Regions from separate parts of the Homo sapiens genome. Here region 2 is linked to region 1. The links are chromatin contacts, found by Hi-C or POLR2A ChIA-PET in ENCODE. All regions are on one chromosome and are shown on one strand. The core of a region is the stretch at or near the end of the contact, and the rest is flanking DNA. Distances in the headings are between cores, read along the strand shown. Region 1 overlaps MYL2 (myosin light chain 2). Region 2 overlaps PPTC7 (protein phosphatase targeting COQ7).

The links. A loop is a pair of places that touch in the nucleus more often than their neighbours do. ChIA-PET counts read pairs that join two places held with the same protein, here RNA polymerase II (POLR2A). Pooled maps may share reads with other maps.
Region 2: a loop to region 1 is called in a pooled map, with 3 times the contacts of the local background. The contact joins two enhancer-like sites. A Hi-C loop is called at or near these places in 1 of 37 single-sample maps with no recorded cell type and 2 of 50 pooled maps. POLR2A ChIA-PET finds 5 or more read pairs at or near these places in 2 of 52 experiments (AG04450 and PC-9).

The regions. Positions count from the first base shown.
Region 1 is chr12:110,911,361-110,915,597 of GRCh38, forward strand. MYL2 (myosin light chain 2) reads right to left here. Exons shown (of 7, transcript NM_000432.4): 4 at 2,826-2,930; 5 at 1,886-1,964; 6 at 1,736-1,784. Among named protein-coding and RNA genes, the nearest start is that of MYL2, 7.1 kb to the right of the region's middle. Within about 2 kb of position 2,216, at least 3 of the 41 ENCODE cell types and tissues checked have a DNase peak (open chromatin) inside an H3K27ac peak, as active enhancers do.
Region 2 is chr12:110,559,009-110,566,725 of GRCh38, forward strand. The region is part of intron 1 of PPTC7 (protein phosphatase targeting COQ7); the gene reads right to left. Among named protein-coding and RNA genes, the nearest start is that of PPTC7, 20 kb to the right of the region's middle. Within about 2 kb of position 3,508, at least 9 of the 41 ENCODE cell types and tissues checked have a DNase peak (open chromatin) inside an H3K27ac peak, as active enhancers do.

The DNA.
Region 1 (4,237 bases), core at 966-3,465:
TGCCCTTTCTGGGGCAGCCCACAGCCAGCGGATGGGATTGGTGTGGGGGTATAAAGGCACGGCCATCTCGCCCAACTTGGTACCTCTCAGGAGAGCTGTAGAATAAGCTCCCTCCCTGGGTAGTCAGCAGTGCCGATCTTTGGGCCTAAATCTTGGCTCAACTTCTTCCTTCATGCACTTTTCCTTCCTTGCCCTTCCCTGTTCTTCCTTTCTTGCCCTTCCCTGTTCTTCCTTCCCTGACCCCAAGGGCCCTCCCAAGTAAACATCATGCAGAGATGTCCCTGGAAACCCAGCCTTCCACTGGGATCACAAACTCAAGGGTTCCGAGGGGCCAGGCAGGTTATGCAAGGGAGCAGGATAGGTCCTATGGCTAAATGGAGACACGTGGCCATCTAAAAAGGTGACATGAAGTGACCACAGGGTCCAGGGTGTCAGAAATCTAGATTTTTGTTTTTACACAAAATTTCCCCATTTAAAAAGCATTGGCTAGTTATTATTATTATTTTTTTAAAACATACTGGCTATTCATAGCTAGCACTTATATTGCCCTTGCCACAAGTTCACACTTTCCCCACATTAACATGTCGAATCCTCGCAATCTCCTATGAGGTAGCTTCTATTATTATTCCCACTTTACAGATGAGGAAATTGAGGTGCAGTGAGGTTAAGGAGCTTGTTCAAAGCACACAGCAGGTGGAAAGTGAAGGCAGCCCTTTTAGCTGCTTGAATTTTGGGGGAGGGAAAATCTACATACAATTTTTAGTAAAATGTGGAACTTGATGGAAACAGGCCTGTGAGGCTATGAGGGGAGCATTTAAAATCGACTCATTAAGGTTCACTAATAAGGTTGACGGCACCATTGCTTGCTCATACAGAAGCTTTGGCAAATTAGCAAAAGTGCCCCTTCTACCAAACTCACTACCGCACCACCTGAGTTGAAAAAAAAAAAAATTATTACCAGACACTTTACTGCCAGTTCTGGAAAGCTGTTGCAACAAATACACAGTCTGATGACTTTTATGAAACTGACATTTAGAAGAATTGTTCAGTGCACAACTCACATGACAGTATGTGGCGGCCCTTCACGCCATAATAATGTCATGCTCTAAGCAGGTCTCTATGCATCGTGAGCAAGGCAGAACCTGCAGTCACGCAGACCTAGGTTTGAATCTAGGTCCTGGCATTTACTATTAGTGTTGTTATTTTATTTTATTTTTGAGACAGAGTCTTGCTCTGTTGCCCAGACTGGAGTGCAGTGGCATGATCTTGGCTCATTGCAACCTCTGCCTCCCGGGTTCAAGCGATTCTCGTGCCATGCGTCAGCCTCCTGAGTGGCTGGGAATACAGGCGTCCACCACCATGCCCAGCTAATTTTTGTATTTTTAGTAGAGACAGGGTTTCCTCATGTTGGCTAGGCTGGTCTCAAACTCCTGGTCTCAAGTGATCCTCCTGCCTTGGCCTCCCAAAGTGCTGGGATTACAGGTGTGATTATTGTTATTTTAGATGAGTGACTTTACTTCCCTGGGTCTCAGTTTGCCTATCTGTAAAATGGCAGTTATGCCAGTCCCTACCTCATAGGGTGGCAGAGAATGAAATGAGGCCAGGCCTCAGAAGACGATAGCTGGTTCTCTGTCAGTGTGGGGTCAGGGGTGCTTTAGACGAGAGGGGAGACGGAGCCCCCCAGAAGGAGAACCCAGGAGCTGGGTTAGAGGGAGTGCTTGAAGGACCCCATTACCTCCTCCTTGGAAAACCTCTCCGCCTGCGTGGTCAGCATTTCCCGAACGCTGCAGAGAAAGGAAAGCAGGTGTTGGTGTCAGTTGTGTGTGTGTAGGGGGGACAGGGGGCAAGCAGGGAACCCCCTTCCTCCCCCACAGACCCCACTCACTAATCAGCCTTCAGCACCCCTTTGCCTTCAGGGTCAAACACTTTGAATGCGTTGAGAATGGTTTCCTCAGGGTCCGCTCCTGAAACGGAACACAGGGCTTACATGTACTGGGGGTGGCTGGGAACCACTGGCACCCCAGGCAGCAGGGCCCAAGTTCCCCCAGAGATGAAGGGGCCAGAGCAAGGCTGCTTTGCATGGAGGAAAAAGACCCTGCTTTCGTCTGATCACTGAGCCTCTGTATTTCGAAGAGAGGGCTGAGAACCCAAGGTCAAACATCATCTAGATTTGAAAGCCTGGGATTCAAATCTTAACCCTGGCACTTGCTAGCCATGTGGCCTCAGACAAGGGACTTTCTGTCTCTTAGTCTCAGTTCCCCATCTGTAAACTGGTGATAAGAATAGAGCATACCTCCTAGTTGCTATTAAGTGGGGTAATGCATATAAAGTGGTTAGCATGAGGTCTGACTTAGGTTAAGTCTTGGAGCAATGTTAGTTGCTGTGTTTTTGTTTTGTTTTGTTTTGTTTTGAGACAGAGTCTCACCTTGTTACCAAGGCCGGAGTGCAGTGGCACAATGTCAGCTCACTGCAACCTCTGACATCCCGGTTCAAGGGATTCTCCCGCCTCAGCCTCCTGAGTACCTGGGACTACAGGTGCACACCACCATGCCTGGCTAATTTTTTTGTGTGTTTTTAGTACAGATGGGGTTTCACCATGTTGGCCAGGTTGGTCTTGAACTCCTGACCTCAAGTGATCTGCCCGCCTCGGCCTCTGAAAGTGCTGGGGATTACAGGCATCAGCCACTGCGCCCAGCCAAGTTGCTGTTTTCATTATTTTTTTCCAATGGTGCTTTATCTCTTTTAAAGTTAACCATCTTCTGCCAGCCCCCCCGAAGAAACATAGACACATACACACAGACACACACACACACACACGACCTTACCCTTAAGTTTCTCCCCAAACATTGTGAGGAACACAGTAAAGTTAATTGGACCCGGAGCCTCCTTGATCATTTCATCAATTTCTTCATTTTTCACGTTCACTCGCCCTAGGGTAGGAAACACACACTCAGGGACTCCGAGCTGGGGAGAAAGAACCATTATGACACTGCCATTGGCTCCTGGGATTCCACTTCAAGAAATCTAGTCTAGAAATCATCAGAGATGGGGTGGATGGAGGCAAAGATCTTTTCTGAGAAGATGTTCTTGACAGTGTTATTTATAATAACCAAATGACTGGAAGCGACCCTAACATCTGATGTGGGAAGGTGTTCGTTATTTATTTATTTTTCTTTGAGACAGGGTCTGGCTGTGTCACCCAGGCTGGAGTGTAGTGGTACAATCTCGACTCACTGTAACCTCCGCCTCCCAGGTTCAAGCGATTCTCGTGCCTCAGCCTCCCAAGTAGCTGGGATTGCAGGTGCATGCCACCATGCCTGGCTAATTTTTGTAGTTTTTTGGACAGACAGGGTTTTGCCATGTTGCCCAGGCAGGTCTCGAAGTCCTGGGTTCAAGTGGTCCTCCAGCCTACGCCTCCCAAAGTGCTGGGATTACAGGTGTGAGCCACCATGCCGGCCAGTTCATTATATTTAAAATAGTGTCTTCAGAACCTGGAACATTTGATGCAGATATTTTCATTTTTCACTCAAATGGGAAAGGCTCATGTTGTAAATTAGCCCTTCACAGTTGGAGGCGGGAGAGACAGATCAGGATCACCTGAGGGAACTTTTACAAGTTAAACCTGCTGTAACCCACAGCCGTGGAGGTTCTGATTTACCTGCTCTAGTCCTGCCACAAGCCTAACTTTGTGCAAATAAGAAAAATCTGTCATTTTTTAAGCCAATGTATGTTTTAAGTATAAAAAGCTACACTCACTACAAATGTGAATACTTCCCTGTAGAATTGTGCAGTGCGCAGTCTGCACAGCTGTGTATGGTTGCCCTGAGTTCTAAGGTCAGGAGTAAGTGGTGGTGGCGGGTAGCAGATTGGGCATGTATATTTTGAAGAAACTCCATGTACTCATGCTCACACTGTTGAGATGATACATTTTAGAAGATAAATTCGAAAGAGAATGATTCCAATAATTTAAAAAACTAAAACCCAAACCTAACAGACATGTCTAGAAAGACTTAGAGGAGGGACTGGAATGTTCACAGTGGAATATGACCTTCTGGGTGATGTCATTTTCTCCTTTATACTTTTCTGCATTTTTTCCCCATTTTCTGTTGTGAGCTGACATTGCATTCAAAATCACACAAAAAAGTTATTTCAAGAGAAAAAAAAGATATCTGAAGGTACTCAAAGACTAAACACTTCTTTCCCATCCCCTGAAATTTGTCTTAAAGACCAGTTGTGG
Region 2 (7,717 bases), core at 2,258-4,757, 350 kb before region 1:
CCATAGACTGATGCTTTTTCCCTTTTTCTTTTTTTAACAGCATCCTGCTCTGTCACCCAGGCTGGAGTGCAGTGGTGCAAACACAGCTCACTGCAACTTTGAACTCCTGGGCTCAAGGGATCCTCCCACTTCAGCCTCCAGAGTAGCTATGACTACAGGAATGCACCAACACACACAACTCATTTTTTTAAAAATTTTTTTTGTAGAGATGCGGTCTCATTATGTTGCCCAGGCTGGTCTCAAACTCCTGGGGTCAAGTGATCCTCCTGCCTCAGTCTCCCAAAGTGCTGGGATTACAAGCACAAATCACCATGCCTGGTTTCTACAGTTAAGAGTTAAAAAGGGAAGCAAAAAGAGTAATTCTGGGTGTCTGCCATCATTAAGTGTTTATAAGAAGAAAAAAATTTTTTTTTTTTTTTAAGAAATGGGGTCTCGGGCCCAGCGTGGTGGTTCACGCCTGTAATCCCAGCACTTTGGGAGGCCGAGGTGGGCAGATCACTTGAGGTCAGGATTTCAAGACCAGCCTGTCCAACATGGTGAAACCCCGTCTCTACTAAAAATACAAAAATTAGCTGGGTGTGGTGGTGCGTGCCTGTAATCCCAGCTTCTTGGGATGCTGAGGCAGGAGAATCACTTGAACCTGGGAGGTGGAGGTTGCAATGAGCCAAGATTGCATCACTGCACCCCAGCCTGGGCGACAGAGCAAGACTCAGCCTCAGGGGAAAAAAAAAAAAAAAAAAAAGAAATGGGGTCTCACTCTGTCACCCAGACTGGAATGCAGTGGTGTAGTAATAGCTCACTGCGGCCTCAAACTCCTGAGCTCAAGAGATTCTCCCATTTCAGCCTCCTGAATATCTGGGACTACAGGCATGTGCCACCATACCCAGCTATTTATTTTTTGTAGGGATGGGTCCTCGCCATGTTGCCCAGGGTGGTCTTGAACTCCTAGGCTGAAGTGATCCTCCTGCTTCGGCCTCCCAAAATGCTAGAATTACAGGAATGGGCCACTGAGCCCAGCCAAGAAGAAAATTCTTAAGCAATTTTCATTTTTCTAATTAACATGTTTTTGTCTTTGCCAAAATGGTATAACCATGTAAAATGGTAGTTATGACCAGGCGTGGTAGCTCATACCTGTAATCCCAGCATATTGGGAGGCTGAGGTAGGAGGATTGTTTGAGCCAAGGAATTCGAGACCAGCCTAGGCAACATAGCAAAACCCGTCTCTACAAAAAAATTTAAAAATCAGCCAGGGATGGTGGCACACACCTGTAGTTCCAGCTAAACAGGAGGCTGAGGGTGGGAGGACTGCTTGAGTCCAGGAGGTCAATGCTGCAATGAGCTGTGATCACACTACTTGCACTTCAGCCTGAGCGACAGAGCGAGACCCTGTCTCAAAAAATAAAAAATAAAAAAAGGTAGTTATAACCAAATGATAGCTATCTTAAAAATCCTATCTTCCCAATTACACAGTCACCTAACTGTGTAATTGCAAAAGGCTTACTATAAGAAAGACTTCTGAACTAGTCAAAATCAGCAAGAGCGTCTCCAGTCCTGTCCTCCATTAACAGCCATCAACATGATGTTGCAATTATTTTAAACCCCTCCTACTGCACTCATCTTCAGACTGACATGCAGTTACCTACAAAGCAAACGTTTTCTAGAAGAACGCGATGCCTAGAGAATAAATACTAAACTTCAATTTTAATATAAGCATCAATGAAGAAAAACAATTTGATTTTGTCCAAAAATGTATTTAATGTACACTCTGGAAGAATTTCAAATATTAAGTAGTATCCAAAGGTAATAGCTTTATTCCTTGCATCTTTGATGATCTCAAGGCATCTTACATCAAGCCTCGCATTCCAAAGAAGCATACTGGCTCTACATGGATTGTCTTTCCATCAGTGAAACACATCTCCTGCCTACTAGGATGGGTACTTGATAGTGAGTTGAAACTCTAGAGGAGAAACTGAATAAGAATCTGGCAGGATCACAATAATTGAATAACAGAAGTATCAGGAGACCCTCTGCACTCTAAGGAATAAGGGTATCTGCTTTTACAGACTTTCTGCAGTAAGGGGCCATCTAATGAGAAAGGGGGCTAAGCAATATTTATTGCAGTACGACAGGCATCTTTTCAGATGCTGAGGCTTTTCAAAGACTTTAGTGTTCTCAGAGCCAGCCTCATTTGTCTAAAGACATCACAGCATGAAGCACTGTAACTAGAAAAAAAATGAGATCAGAGTAGAAACTCAATTTCCTATCCAATGGAACAGATCACATTTATATCAACATTTCTTTTTTTTTTCTTTCTTTCTTTTTTGAGATGGAGTCTCACTCTGTGGCCTAGGCTGGAGTGCAGTGGCGCAATCTCAGGTCACTGCAACCTTCGCCTCCCAGGTTCAAGTGACTCTCCTGCCTCAGCCTCCCGAGTAGCTGGTATTACAGGCACCCACCACCATGCTTGGCTAATTTTTCTATCTGTAATACAGACATGGGGTTTCGCCATGTTGGCCAGGCTGGTCTCAAACTCCTGACCTCAAGTGATTGCCCCCCAACACAGCCTTGGGCTCCTAAAGTTCTGGGATTACAGGCATGAGCAACCGCATCCAGCCTATATCAACATTTCTTAAACCTCAACTATTTGGGCACTTAAGAACGCTCCCGACGGGGTGCAGTGGCTCATGCCTGTAATCCCAGCACTGTGGGAGGCTGAGGCGGGTGTATCATTTAAGCTCAGGAGTTCAAGAGCAACCTGGGCAACATGGTAAAACCTCCGTCTCTACTAAAAATACAAAAAATTAGCCAGGCATGGTGGCACACACCTGTGGTCCGAGCTGCTTGGGGGACAGGGGTAGAAGGATCACTTGAGCCCGGGAGCTGTGATCGTGCCACTGTACATGAGCCTGGGTGACACAGCAAGACCTGCCTCAAAAAAAACCCCAACAAAACAAAAAACACTCCCCTGTGATTCAAGACTGTGAAATGTTGTATCTGCAAATAATTATCCCAAACGGAGAGTCGCTTGAGCCAGGAGGTTGAGGCTGCAGTGAGCTATCACTGTGCCACTGCAATCCAGTCTGGGTGAAAGAGCAAGACACTGTCTCTATTTTAAAAATGAAAAAAATTAGCCATGCCTGGTGGCGCATGCCTGTAGTCCCAGCTACTCGGAAGGCTGAGGCAGGAGAATCGTTTGAACCCAGGAGGCGGAGGTTGCACAGGGAGCTGAGATCGCACCACTGCACTCCAGCCTGGGCAACAGATTGAGACTCCATCTCAAAAAAAAAAAAAAAAAAAAAAAAAAAAAATCCAAAATGAATGAAAAGCAGGATGACTGAAAAAATATATTCAACAAATATATTCTGTCAAGTTATACAGAAAAATGTCATGTGCTTTTTGACTAACAACAGTCCTTTCAGTTCTATGGAGGTAAAATTATATAGATTATGCTGCACTTCCTGTTTTAACAAGCAAGTGAAATACTCCCTTTGCAAGAAGTTTCCGGCCCAGTGCAGTGGCTCACACCTATAATCCCGCACTTTGGGAGGCTGAGGTAAACAGATCACTTGAGGTCAGGAGTTTGAGACCAGCCTGGCTAACATGGTGAAACTTCATCTCTACTAAAAATACAAAAATGACCCAGGTATGGTGGCGCATGACTGTAATACCACCTAGCTGGGTAACTGAGGCAGGAGAATCGCTTGAACCCAGGAAGCAGAGGTTGCAGTGAGCTGTGATTGAGCCACTGCACTCCAGCCTGGGTGACAAAGCGAGACTCTGTCTCAAAAAAGAAAAAAGAAGAGGAAAAAAAAAAAGAAGAAAGATGTTTCTGGCCAGTCGCGGTGGCTCATGCCTATAATCCCAGCACTTTGGGAGGTCGAGGCGGGTGGATCACCTGAGGTCAGGAGTTCGAGACCAGCCTGGCCAACATGGCAAAACCCTGTCTCTACTAAAAATACAAAAATTAGCTGGACTTGGTGGTAGGCACCTGTAGTCTCAGCTACTTGGGAGGCTGAGACAGAATTGCCTGAACCTGGGAGGCAGAGATTGCAGTAAGCAAAGATTGCGCCATTGCACTCCAGCCTGGGCGACAGGGTGAGTGAGACTCCATCTCAAAAAAAAAAAAAAAAAAAAAAAAAAGAAGAAGAAGAAAAAAGAAGTTTCCATTCCACATTAATCACAATGAAATCTGTGTCTTTTGATTCTCCAGAGATCAAGACTACGTCAAGAACAAGATCTCTAAGCAGAAGTTAATTCAAAAGTGAAGGTAATGAAGCTCAAAGGATGGACTGAAAAGTTCAACCCTGTAATAAAACATGTGAAAATGGCCGCATGAGGTGGCTTACGCCTGTAATCCCAGCACTTTGGGAGGCCAAGGCAGGTGGATCACCTGAGGTCAGGAGTTCAAGACCAGCCTGGCCAACATGGTGAAACCCCATTTCTATTAAAAATCAAAATTAGCCAGGCGTGGTAGCACATGCCTGTAATCCCAGCTACTCAGGAGACTGAGGCAGTAGAATCCCTTGAACCTGGGAGGCAGAGGTTGTGGTGAGCCGAGACTGCGCCACTGCACGCCAGCCTGGGCAACAAGAGCGAAAATCTGTCTCAAAAAAAAAAAAAAGTGTGAAAATGGAAACTATAGGCAAAACTCAAACAACAAAATCAAAGCTGTAGTAAGCGGTTCATTTTGTGTTTGAGAATTCCAAACAAAATAGTTAGCTATTCCTTGCTAGCTTAGTAATTATGAGACAACTTAAGAATTAATCAAATTAATGAGCCTCCACATACACTTACACCTATGTCTAGAATACTTCATTAACTAGAGAAGATAATTTCCAGACTATTCTGGGCAGTTGCCTTGTCTTAAAAAGCAGTGAAAAGTGCTGACATGAGGATTAGGAAACAATTGTGTGAAGGCAAAGAAACTTAAAGTCATCCTTTTAAAAATAAAAATGTTCTTCCTTTAACTTCAATAATTCTGTTTAAATACCAATACTTAATGTGGAATTATCTATTCTGGCTCAACTGTGGCTTGGGAACTTGTGCAAATTACAAACTTGGTATGAATCACTGGTCTGCCTTCCACAAACTGCAGAGTTGAAGGTTAAGTTACTGAAAAGGTCACTTCACTCCTTTCTGGCCTGCAACAGTATCTTCCTCAAATGCCAAATGCTGTTAGCAATGTTTCTGGACAGGAGGAGGCAACAAACAAATCATCTGGGAGGTCATACTTATTGTAAGTTATGAATAGCAGAGACAGGGCACTAATTATGTTACAGAAGTAAGGGCCTCTATTAAAGCTGTGGCTTCAGTTTGTTTTCAGGTGTTAGAAAATGTCACATAATACCAAATAATTCAAAAATTAAGTAAGGAAGTAACAAGCAATTAAGACCAGCTATCTGATATATGCCTACTTGTACTGGCCCTTTAGGCTGGGGAGAAGATTTTCCTTCTGTTTATAATTTACAAGATTAGATCTAGAATTCTTGTCAACCTGATATTTATGACAAGCCATATATCCTTGACCTAACCCCAAAGAAGATACTATTTACCCACTGCTTTCTTCACCCTCTATAAAAATAAGGGCTGGCCTTGACTAAAATAGGCACCCTCTGGGAGAGGTCTATAGTCACATGCGGCCTGGCACAAATGTAACTTTTTTTTTCCTTTAAACGAGAACATCATTCCTTTGAATAGCCTGCCAAGTGTAGAACTGTCTCTTAATTTCTGAACACTAATTTATATACACATATATATACACGTATATATATACATACACGTTATATATATATACACGTATATGTATATGTGTATATATACATACACGTTATATATATATACACGTATATGTATATGTGTATATATACATTGTTTTTTTTTTTTGAGATGGAATTTCACTTTTGTCGTCCAGGATGGAGTGTGATGGCACAATCTTGGCTCACTGCAACCTCCACCTCCTGGGTTTAGGAGACTCTCCTGCCTCGGCCTCCTGAGTAGCTGGGATTACAGGCACCCGTCACCATGCCCGGTTCATTTTTTGAATTTTTAGTAGAGACGGGGTTTCACCATGTCAGCCAGGCTGGTCTCAAACTTCTGACCTGAGGTGATCCACCCGCCTCAGCCTCCCAAAGTGCTGGGATTACCCACCACGCCTGGCCTATATTTTTTACTCTATACATTGTTCAACTAAGTAATGATCTTTGAGTAGTAGGACAATGAGTACTTTTTTTTTCTTTTTCATACTTTTTTTGTTTTGTTTCGTTTTTCAGACGGAGTCTCGCTCTGTCGCCCAGGCTGGAGTGCAGTGGCATGAACTTGGCTCACTGCAACCTCCGCCTCCCAGGTTCAAGCGATTCTCTGCCTCAGCCTCCTGAGTAGCTGGGATTACAGGCGCCCACCACCATGCTGGGATAAGTTTTGTATTTTTAGTAGAGACGGGGTTTCACCATCTTGGCCAGGCTGGTCTTGAACTCCTGACCTTGTGATCCATCCCGCCTTGGCCTCCCAAAGTGCTGGGATTACAGGCGTGAGCCACCGTGCCTGGCCCATACTTTCCAATTTTTTAGCAATGAGTAATGTTACTTTCATGGGAAGGATGACAAGAACTATTTATGTAAATCAGGTAAAAACCACATTCTATACTCACATTTAATATTAAAACTATTCAAAACATTCTATTGGACATTTACTGTATGCAAGACACTATGGTGAAAGGGAGCTAAAGATTTATATGTAATAAAATATTTCCTGCATATGGGAACTTAAAATGAAGTGATGATTTTGGTTGGGGAGGACAGTTTAGGGAGATTCAAGATATATGACTATAATAAAGTAAAATATGCACCAATAAAAACAAAAGCAAAGAAGGTCAGATTATGCATAGCTGAAGGAATCAAAAGGATTAATGAAGAAGTGTCTGAAATGAGCCTTGAAGGATGAAAGAAAATGAGTTGTAGGAGAGGAGGCTGACAAGACAGGCATTTTGAGCAATTCCCTAGGATTCTGACTTACATGAATAAAGTACAAGTCATAGCAGGTGAGGGTTCCAAGAGCAGGGAAACTTGACCTCCAGGTAAATGTCTATTACATTCATGCCAGGAACCTCTCACCATTAATCAGCGCAAACAATGCAGTGCAGAGCTTACGGCATTTAGGAGTCCCTGGAAGGAAAGGCTGGCCTGAGGCTACCAAACTCAACAAGGCTTGTTAAGTTTTTGTTTTAACTAATAGTTAACAGTTAAGCAAAACCCCTTAATTAAAACAAAAGCAATAGCTAATAACTAAGTAGAAGTCACAATCAGCCAAAATCACCTCCCTAAAAGAAAATCTAAAATGATCTTTTCTAACTGGAAAGGCAGTGTGGGATACTGAGCAAGGACACAGGCTCTGGAGGCAGATCTGGGTTCAAACTCCAGCCCCAGAACAAGATGTGCTAAGCATGGCCTTGGGCAGCTCTCTGAGCTTCAGTAGCTTCACCTGTGAATGGAGTCGTATCCTCGATTTCACAGGGCCGGTGTGAGGAACGAGGATAACCTCTTCAGAACATCTACCAGTGCTCCGCTCACAGCCAACATTCAGCAAGTTAGAGTTATGCCTATCTCTAAGAAAGGCTGGCGAGCAGCAAACAGACCAGCCTAGACTGCAGCAATCAGAAAAAAAAGAGTCTTTGACCCATGTTTGTAGGCTGCCAGCTCTACAAACACTAGTCTGTGGTCAC